Regions from separate parts of the Homo sapiens genome. Here region 2 is linked to region 1. The links are chromatin contacts, found by Hi-C or POLR2A ChIA-PET in ENCODE. All regions are on one chromosome and are shown on one strand. The core of a region is the stretch at or near the end of the contact, and the rest is flanking DNA. Distances in the headings are between cores, read along the strand shown.

What was found. Hi-C counts contacts between places; a loop is a spot of excess contacts on that map. ChIA-PET counts read pairs that join two places held with the same protein, here RNA polymerase II (POLR2A). Pooled maps may share reads with other maps.
Region 2: a map of mammary epithelial cell shows a loop between it and region 1 (6-fold over the local background). The contact joins the enhancer-like site here to the promoter of TFAP2C in region 1. A Hi-C loop is called at or near these places in 2 of 168 maps with a recorded cell type or tissue (Caco-2 and mammary epithelial cell) and 1 of 50 pooled maps. POLR2A ChIA-PET finds 5 or more read pairs at or near these places in 3 of 52 experiments (H1, MCF 10A and WTC11).

The regions. Positions count from the first base shown.
Region 1 is chr20:56,626,508-56,631,080 of GRCh38, reverse strand. TFAP2C (transcription factor AP-2 gamma) reads right to left here and starts at 1,775. Exons shown (of 7, transcript NM_003222.4): 1 at 1,489-1,775. The coding sequence starts at 1,536. RefSeq lists silencers at 1,454-1,748, 1,805-1,864 and an enhancer at 3,228-3,988.
Region 2 is chr20:56,762,998-56,767,570 of GRCh38, reverse strand. No RefSeq gene overlaps it. Among named protein-coding and RNA genes, the nearest start is that of TFAP2C, 140 kb to the right of the region's middle. Within about 2 kb of position 2,235, at least 2 of the 41 ENCODE cell types and tissues checked have a DNase peak (open chromatin) inside an H3K27ac peak, as active enhancers do; they include mammary epithelial cell, where a contact is called at or near this core.

The DNA of each region.
Region 1 (4,573 bases), core at 526-3,025:
GCCCAGGGTCGGAAGGTACCCGGGGGCAATGCGCCCCGAGGATTTCGTTGTAAGCAAAGAGTGCGGGGAGGGAGGAGAGTCTGGTGAAAGACCTGGGGGAACGAGTTCTCAAAGCCCGGCGGCGAAGGTCTAGGCGCTGCTCCCAAGCCCGAGGCGCTTGGAGGCGCCAAGTCCGAACCCTGGGTCTTGGGCCAGAAAAGTCCGTGGCCGGAGCCCGGGGCGAAGGAGCCAGAGCCCGGGGCGAAGGAGCCGGACGCCCGGTGCAGAGCTATCTCGTGGAGCCCGCCCATGACGCAGGGACTGCTGGAGGTGGCAGCGCGGCAGGCGCGGATAGAGTGCGCGGCGCGGGAAATGCGCACCTCCCCCGCCCCCGGGACCCTCCCTTCCACGCCCTCGGGACAAAGACCTCCGAGCGGGCGGCGCTCGGAAAGCAGGGCCCGCCACCCTGCGCCGCCCTGGGAAGTGAAGAGGGAGCGCGCGCACAGGGCGGCCCTCCCTGCTGGCCGGGCCCAGCCGAGGGGAGTAATAAGTGGGGGCGCCCTGCACTGCCAAGGGCAGTGTTCTCGCACGTCGGGGCGCAGAGGGGGCATGAAGAACCCTGGAAATTGGGCAGCCTTGCCCGCGCACGTTCCCTCGCCCCTGGGCGGCCCGACTCAGTTTCTAAAGGATGCGTCCCCATCTGCCCAGGGGTCTCGGGGCGCCGGGAACCTGGAGGAACATGGCGCTGTCGCCTCCTGGCGGAAGCGCCCGGGCCTGCGGGCAGGGGCAGCCCTCCAGGGCCCGGAGGCGCAGTGAACTCCCGCGAGTCCGTAGCCCGAGCTCCGCGCTCCCGGCGCCCCTGAGCTCGCCTAGCGCTGCCTGCGTCTTCTTCCTCTTCCCGCTCGCCGCCTCCTTCTTCCCTCCCACTCTCCGAAACTCTAGCTCAACCTGTCCGACAGGCTGGAGCACTCGCGAGCTCTTACGGCCCCATCTGGCCTCGGGCACCCCCACCACCACTCCCCAGCCCCCACTTCTTTTGAAAGCCAAACTTCGGTTGTTTTCGTGCTTCCCCGAGGAGGTAGCGGGGCAGGTGACAAGCCGGCCTTGGAGGAGTGTCCGCCAAGGTGTCGCTAGCAGGTAGCCTCATCTGACCCCTTTGGACAGAGACTTCGTGCGTAAAAGCCACGTCTGAGGGTTGCAGACGGGGCACTTTTCCGAGAAAACGGGAAGCAGGGCTGTTTGCCGCTTAGGAAAGCGCCCGGTAAGCTGTGTGGGTGGGATTTGCCATTCTCTTTCCAGGCCTCGTTCCCGAGGGGAGGCTATTTAGGAAAAGGCCCTATACAGGAAAGGGGCCCCGCAGAAATGGACTAAGGGGTGTCCGGAGAAGTGGATCCCGTCCCACCGAGAGGCCAGGGCTCCTATGCCCTCGTCCCCGACCTCGGTCCAGTGGCCCCTGCCTCCCGGACTGTCCTCGGCGGGGCGGGGCTGCACCCCGGAGCCCCAGCTCACCTCGCAGTCCTCTTCGTACTTGACATTATCGGTTATTTTCCACAACATGGCGTCCGGCGTCCCCCAAAACAGTCGCCAGTTAAATCCAGGATCCCCCCAGCCCCCAAGCGGTAAATCCAAAATCGGGGTCACGGTGACCAGGCGTCTGCCGCCGCCCCCGCCGCGCGCGGGCCTTGCTGTCCGGGTCACTGGACACGCATCGGCGGCTCTGCGAGCGTAGATGCTGCCGCCGCGAGTGTCAAGACCGCTCCGCGGACGGGGAAAGCCGCGCCCGAACAGTGTGTCCTGGCGATAGCCGGGGGACCCGAGCGCCTTAATGAGAAGGAAATTATCATAACTCCTCCCCGGGGGCCGGCGCGGAGGCCCAGGCGCCGGGCGGGGCGGCCCCCAGCCAGTCCCAGCCTAGCTCCGCCCCGCACCCGGGCCTGGCGCAGCGCCGAGCCCCACGCTGTGAGGGACGAAGCGCGGAGTCAGTGGGCGGTGCCTCGTTGACAGCCGAAGACCTGCGAGGCCTGGGTCCCCCGACGCGCCTTCCTTCTGTCACCTCCACCGTAAACACACCTGAGATTGGCAGAGCTGGGGGAAGGGATCCAAATACTGAAACCCACCCCTCTTTCGCCTAAACGGCCTTCACTCGTTCCTCCAAAAGACGGATGTCACCTGGAGTTAAGAAACTGCGCATTTGGGGAGCGACTCAACAACCGGGGTCTCCTCATCTCCTAAAAACACATCCCATCCCACCTACACCCCACTGAGGCTTAAGGTCTGAGCTGGGATCATGCAGCTGGAGCCCCAGTGCGCCAGAGACGCCCAGTTCCCTCCGTGGGCACAGCGCGGTCCCGGCCCCCGGGCGGGAGGAGAGAGGAAGGGACTCCTGGGGAGTCTGCCCCAAGGGCCGCAGAGGCAGCAGACGGTCCTACCCGCCCAGGAGTTGCGGACAGCGGCGTCTCGCCGCTGTCGCCCGAAGTGGCATCTCCCGCGGCTGGCTGAGGCCAGGGGGAACCCGCGCGCACTGGACCAGCCCAGCGGCCCGGCCCTGCCCTGCCCTGCGGAACGCCGGCTCTGCAGCTGCCTCTGGCGGGCCGGTCACTCAGAAGCCTCTACTCGCCCTGGGAAAGAAGCGCCGGGCAGGAATAAAACCCGAGCGCCACGGGTAAGGTGAGGGTGAGGAGGTGCAGGAAGTTGGGAGAGAGCCTGCAGAGAGCTCTCGACTGGAGAGGTAGACACCCAGGTCCCACATGTTTAGACAGAAAACGAAACTTCCTTCCACACAAACGCTGCTTCCCTCTCCCCTTCGGTACTTGCCACCCAAACTTGAAAGCAAAGTGCAATACTAATTTTTAAAATTTAAACTAACGAAATTCTTTGGCCCAGTTATTATGCAGCAATTGACTTTCATTGTAAGGGGAACATCGCTAATTCTCGAGGGCGTATTTGTTGGGACGCCCCAACTGGCTCCCTGGGCTGGATTTAAACATTCTGTGGGGATTAGAGGACAAGACTATTTCTATTTGATACTGAATACGATTTTGCAATAATCAATGCCTATCAGTACGGTGTCCGCACCTGCAGTAGACATGACTCTCCCATCCACGGAATGGCGGCATCCACTGCCTCGCTGTTCCTTCTCGGGTTCGTTTGAACTTTAGCATTTATTTAGACCCAGGTGGGCCTAAAAGAAAATAATAATAATAGGCGTCCTCCAAGGGAAACTTTCCCCCGGCCTTAGACAGCAGCCAAATCCCAGGTGATTTTCCGACCGGACGCGGGAACAAAATCTGGAAGTTGAAACCACTGAGACTTTTCGGCCAAGCATATCTGCAGGGCTTTGCACTAAGGAGAACAGTGCATAAAAAGACACACAGGACCCTGACACTTCGGTCCCAAAACAGGCTTCTGGGGGTAAAATAAGTTACCGCAGAAGCAGCGCTCCTGGTATTAGCGGCGGGGGAGGGGGACACCTGCCAGAAGCAGAAATTAGACCCAGGCCCGCAGGCACTCCAGAGCACAGGTCCAGGAAGATGGGTCCTAGACTCGCCAGAGGTGCGGCGCCTCTTTCGGGCGCCTGGGACTCCCTGACGGGTGCCGCTGGGCTGTCCGACATTCTGGGCCTTCTAGCCCTCGGTTTTATTCTCTGACCCGGCCTGAGGTGCAGCTTGAACAAGCTGTCTTGTCTGTGCTGGCAAGTTTACCTCCTGCACGCTGGGGCCCGGAATGGGCAAGAAGGTGCTCATCCCCCATCCCAGGCCCTGGCTCTCCTTTCCCACAGCAACACTAGCCAAAGCTGCCCGGAGGAACCGATATGCCTCCCCGCCTGGGAGCGTCTACGCAGGAGGCGAAGGGAGCCGATGGGCACTGAGGGCTCGCGCAGCACCGTGCCGTGGGCCCAAAGGACCCAGAGGATCCGGAACCGCTTGGCAAAGGCCATTCATTCCCAAGGAGCTTCCCTGGACCCCGGCGCTGCCCTCTTTCCAATGGGTAAGCGTTCGAACTGGAGCGCAACCTCCGCGCCCTCTGTACGGAAGGCAGCTAGAACAAATCCTCTGTCTTCTCGGCACGGGAGACCCTTCCCCAATACGCACATTCTCGGCTTCTGGGCCGGCACCCAGGCACGCGCGCGCCCTTGTGAGGAAGCCTCAACCCTTCCTTGACTTCAACTTTTCTGCTCAGCAGAGCCGGGAACCGAAGGCTCCAGCATCCAAGACAGCCTCCCTCCAACGTCCCCGCCCCTTGCCCACGTGAAGACGCGGACTGCGTGGCCGCGCTCAAGACAGCCGGCACCGGCAGAAGGGGACCCCTCTGGAACCCCGGAGGCCTCGCAGCCGCCTGGAGAAGAGGATGGAAGGTTGTCGGGGGTTCCCCTCTACCGCCCCCTAGGGAGCCTAAACTCACTTACTCCCTGGAAGCCCTGGACCCACGCCCCTATGAAACCGCAAACCAGGCCTCTGCAACAGCGGGAGCGCCCCAACAGCGCGCCACTTCCAAAGAGGCGCGAGGTGGTGCCTTTGGAAACAGGGCTCCCGGCCCCAGGCCTGAGTCATCCGCCACCCCTGCCCCCACCCCAGACGGAAGAAGGCGGCCAGGC
Region 2 (4,573 bases), core at 986-3,485, 140 kb before region 1:
CCTCGGCCTCCCAAAGTGCTGGGACTATAAGCGTGAGCCACTGCACCCAGCAAGAAATACTCTTTTTTGTTGTTGTTGTTGTTGTTTTTTGTTTGTTTTTGAGACGGAGTCTCGCTCTGTCACCCAGACTGGAATGCAGTGGCACAATCTCAGCTCACTACACCTCCGCCTCCTGGGTTCAAGCAATTCTTCTGCCTCCCGAGTAGCTGGGACTACAGGCGTACTCCACCACACCCGGCTAATGCGTTACTCTTCTTAAACCTTATGAAACACAGCAGAGCTGTAAAACTCTTTTCCTGCCATGCCGGGTACCAGTGTCTCCTGAGGGACGGTCCCCATTCTCTGTCAAACACACTTGCTCCTGGAAACTCCAGTTCTGCCAAATTAAACATCCAGAAGACTTTGGGGTTACGGAATTTCCTGCATAAGGCCCGTAACAGGCACTGGATAAATCTCTGTGGTTGACAGTCTAAGGTCCTGACTCCCGAGCTGCAGCTCTGCCAACCAAGCCCGGCTGCCAAGCATGGCGTTCCAGTGCTCTGAAGGGCTGGGGCCCCACCAGTGCGTGCTCACCCCTCTCCAAAGAGGATGTCTGTAATTTCAGATGGTCTGCATCTCCCTCCTCTCGGAACAGCATCTCAATCTGCCTTAGGGAAGCCACTCCATCCTCATCCTCCTGTGCATCTATTCGGGTAGGAATTAAGTCCCTGCTCCAGGGCTGGCACATGGCATAAGCACAGCCAGTCAGTGTATTCCACCACAGGTCACAGTGATTGGTTCAGGGATGGACATGTGGCCAAAGTCAGCCCAATGAGAATCAGCCCTGGGTTATTTTTTGTTTTGTTTTGTTGTTTTTTTGCTATTTTGGAAACGACAAATTTCTTTCCACTGAGGTTGCTAAACTGGTAGTCATAAATCCTGAACTGCTCGTGGCTGCCACAGAGGGGGAAAAAAAGTGCCTGAGGAAGTAACCAACCAGTAGAAAGCAGAGAGGAGTAATGGGGAGGCAGGGGAGAGAGAGAGAGAAAGGCAGGCCAGGTCACGTGGATGTTGTTTAAATCCCTAGATCCACCCATTCTCGAACTCCCAAATTAAAAACATGAGTCTATTCTCATTCAGACCTAGGCTCAAAACCAGGATACGCAGCCTGGCCAACATGGTGAAACTCTGTCTCTACCAAAAAAAAAAAAAAAAAAAAAAAAAAAATTAGCCGGGCGTGGTGGCACATGCCTCTAATCCCAGCTACTTGGGAGGCTGAGGCACAAGAATCACTTGAACCCGTGAGGTGGATTGCAGTGAGCTGAGATTGCACCACTGCACTCCAGCCTGGGAGACAGAGCAAGACCCTGCCTCAAAAACAACAACAGCAAGGGAATCTGCTTTTTACCAGTTGTGTGGCCATGACAACAGCCATTCCTGCTGCTTCTAATAATGGTGTTTGACTTGCTCTGGAGAAACCATTCGTCCCTTACTTTTGGTCCATGTGGTCCTACAGGGTTTGACCCTCTCCCCTGGCTTGGGGCAGAATCTTGAATTAGGGCAAAACAGTCAGAGTCACAGTGATTGGTTCACCAATGGGCACATGACCAAGCTGGACCACTAAGAGTCAGCCCTGGGATTTTTGGCTGGATACTCTGTCTGCTGAGTTTACTTGGCTAGAAACTGAGTGTAGAGTTGCGGGTGACTGGGAAGGAAGCTGTCTTCATAAAAATCAGAGTCAAGGGACTTTAGTACCCATGGACTGACTTTCCAGTGACATGAGCCAATCCGTTCTTATTTTGTTTGTTCAACCCAGTTTGAGTGTACTTCCTGAGCCTTACAACAAAAAGTCTTGCCTAATCCTCCCATTCTTTCTGCAGCTCAGTCAGACATCAATCATTTCTTAAGTGAAAATGAATGAGCACGCTTTTCAATACATCTGTTGCAGCCTCTTCTTCTGGACCGAGTTTCAGCTCTCCATGCTGGAGGCAGGGGATGAACCAGATGTACCCAGGAGGGCCCTTCTCATAATACCCGAAGGAAGGGTAACCAATTTGTGCAGCATCCAAGCAGAGACTGCAACCAAATGTGTCAGGTTTTGCTTGAAGAGATTCCTTCCTGGGCAGGAGCGGTGAACTTTCAAGCAGCACAGCCCCCTCCTGTAAGAGGTCACTGCGCACTCAGACCTGCCTGGACAGGCTGCCACGCGCTTCAACACTGGCCTTTTCCGGCCTTGAATAGGATCCCTTTATTCAAGTCTTTTTCAGGAAGACACGCCCTTTTCCTTCTGGCTGTGCCCTTGTTTGGATTAAGTCCCTGGGCCAGCTTCACAAACCAAGAAGCAAAGGATTGTTCCTAAGACTTGGCCCAGCTCTGGTGGGGATGGACGGAAAGATGATCATTGGTGAGCTCCAGAACCATCCCATAATGACCAAGTCCGTGGTCCACTTCGATCAGAGGCCTGGAGCAAGTCTCAGCATTGCAACTGATGTCCCCTGAGTTGATTCTAGCCCACAGTCCCCGTTCAGTCTGCAAAGTCTATCTTCATCTTTCTACGTGAAGCCAGCGTCTAAAAGACATGAGACTTCATGCAGCAATTGGGATTCCACCACCACCGCCCCCCACCCACCCCGCCCCAGTCATGAAGTAGAAAATCTGACCACGCGGAGCCCACACGCCCCGTAGCTGCACTGGTTCATGCTGAGGAGCAGCCGCCAGCCTCCAGGAGGCAGACGCGCTCTGGGTCTGCCATTCTCTACTTTGCCTGCCTCATCTTCCTGCCTGGTCCCAGATCCAGCCCATTCCAAGCCCGTCTGGTCCCACTCTCCCCCACCCACCAGGCTGAGCCATGCTTCTCTCTGTTCCTTAAACACACCACATTCTCTGCCACCCCTGGGCCTTTGCATGCGCTCCCCGACCTGAGCTGCTCAGCCTGCTGCTTTCCGTGGCCTGGAAGGGATTCCGCATCCACGGCATCTCCTTCCAGTGATGCTCAGACACACTGTTCTTTTCTCTTCCTTCCCTTTTCTCTTTCATTGTTTTTCTTTTAATTATTATTATTATTTACTTTTATTACGATACTTGAAGAAGTTTGATATTCAAGAGTTAAAAAAACTTGATGGCTTTTTTTTTTTTTCCTTGCACAGAAGATCATGTTAATAATTGGGCGCAGGCCGGGCCTGGTGGCTCACTCCTGTAATCCCAGCACTTTGGAAGGCTGAGGTGGGAGGATTGCTTGAGGCCAGGCGTTCAAGGCTAGCCTGGGCAACATGGTAAGACCCTGTCTCTACAAAAAAGTAAAAAATTATCTGGGCATGGTTTGTGCATCGGTAGTCTCAGCTACTCAGGACGCTGAAGTAGGAAGATTGCTTGAGCCTATGAGATGGAGGTTGCAGTGAGCAATGATCACAACACTGCACCCCAGCCTAGGCAACAGAACAAGACCCTGTCTTATAATCATAATCATAATAAATAAAATGATCATTGTTTCTTTATCTTTTGGTCTTTTTTTTTTCTTTTTTCTTTTGATACGGAGTCTCTCTCTGTTCTCAAGCTGGAGTGCAGTGGCGAGATCTCGGCTCACTGCAAGCTCCGCCTCCTAGGTTCACACCATTCTCCTGCCTCAGCCTCCCAAGTAGCTGGGACTACAGGCGCCCACCACCATGCCCGGCTAATTTTTTTTATATTCTTAGTAGAGACAGGGTTTCACCGTGTTAGCCAGGATGGCCTCGATCTCCTGACTTCGTGATCTACCCGCCTCGGCCTCCCAAAGTGCTGGGATTACAGGCGTGAGCCACCACGCCCAGCCTATGTTTTGGTCTTTTCTACTCCTCCTTTCTTTGTCTTCCTCCCCCTTCCCTCCCCCCTTCCCTCCCCCCTTCCCTCCCTCTCTCCCTCCCCTTTTCCTTCCTTCTTCCCTATTTTTCTTCTCAGCATCATTGTTGGAGGTGCTAAAAGCATAGGTTTCCATTTATGTTAGCTCACAATGGAAAGGCTCAACCCTCCCCTCTGTCCACCCATGTTTGTCTTTTCTAACTAGTAAAACCAGCAAATTCTATTTTTATGAAGAAAAGTTCTCTTTGCAAAGAAACCATTGGCTTTCGTCAGAACCATCAGCAACTTCCATCTGGTGCCCAAAGCCTTGGCACTCTCCAGAACCTGGGGTCAAGATGCTGATGGAGGGGGGACCCCTCAGAGGCCCCCAGCTCCCAAACAGAGGCATAGAACTGTCCTATCCTCAGTCACTTTCCTGCCCCGCCCCTTCCCCACATTCTCAGGTCCTTCTCCCCAACCTCATGCACCCAAAGCGTTTCTCCAACACAGCACCCTCTGTATGGTTTTCTTTCTAAAAATAGTGTGTGCGGCTCTCAGCTGCTCTTTCTCACCTCAGGAGACAGGGAAGACTCATGGGGTTGGCATTGGGGGTGAAACGGTAGAGAGTGGGGAAAACTCCTTTTTCAATAGAGTTGTTCCTCTCACTCTTACTAAAGGGTGAGTGGTTACCTTGGAATTAATCTCATACCAGACAGTAGGAGTGGCCCTTTCTCTCTTACCCACAATCTCCTTCCTGTTTCATGATGCACAAACACCCTCC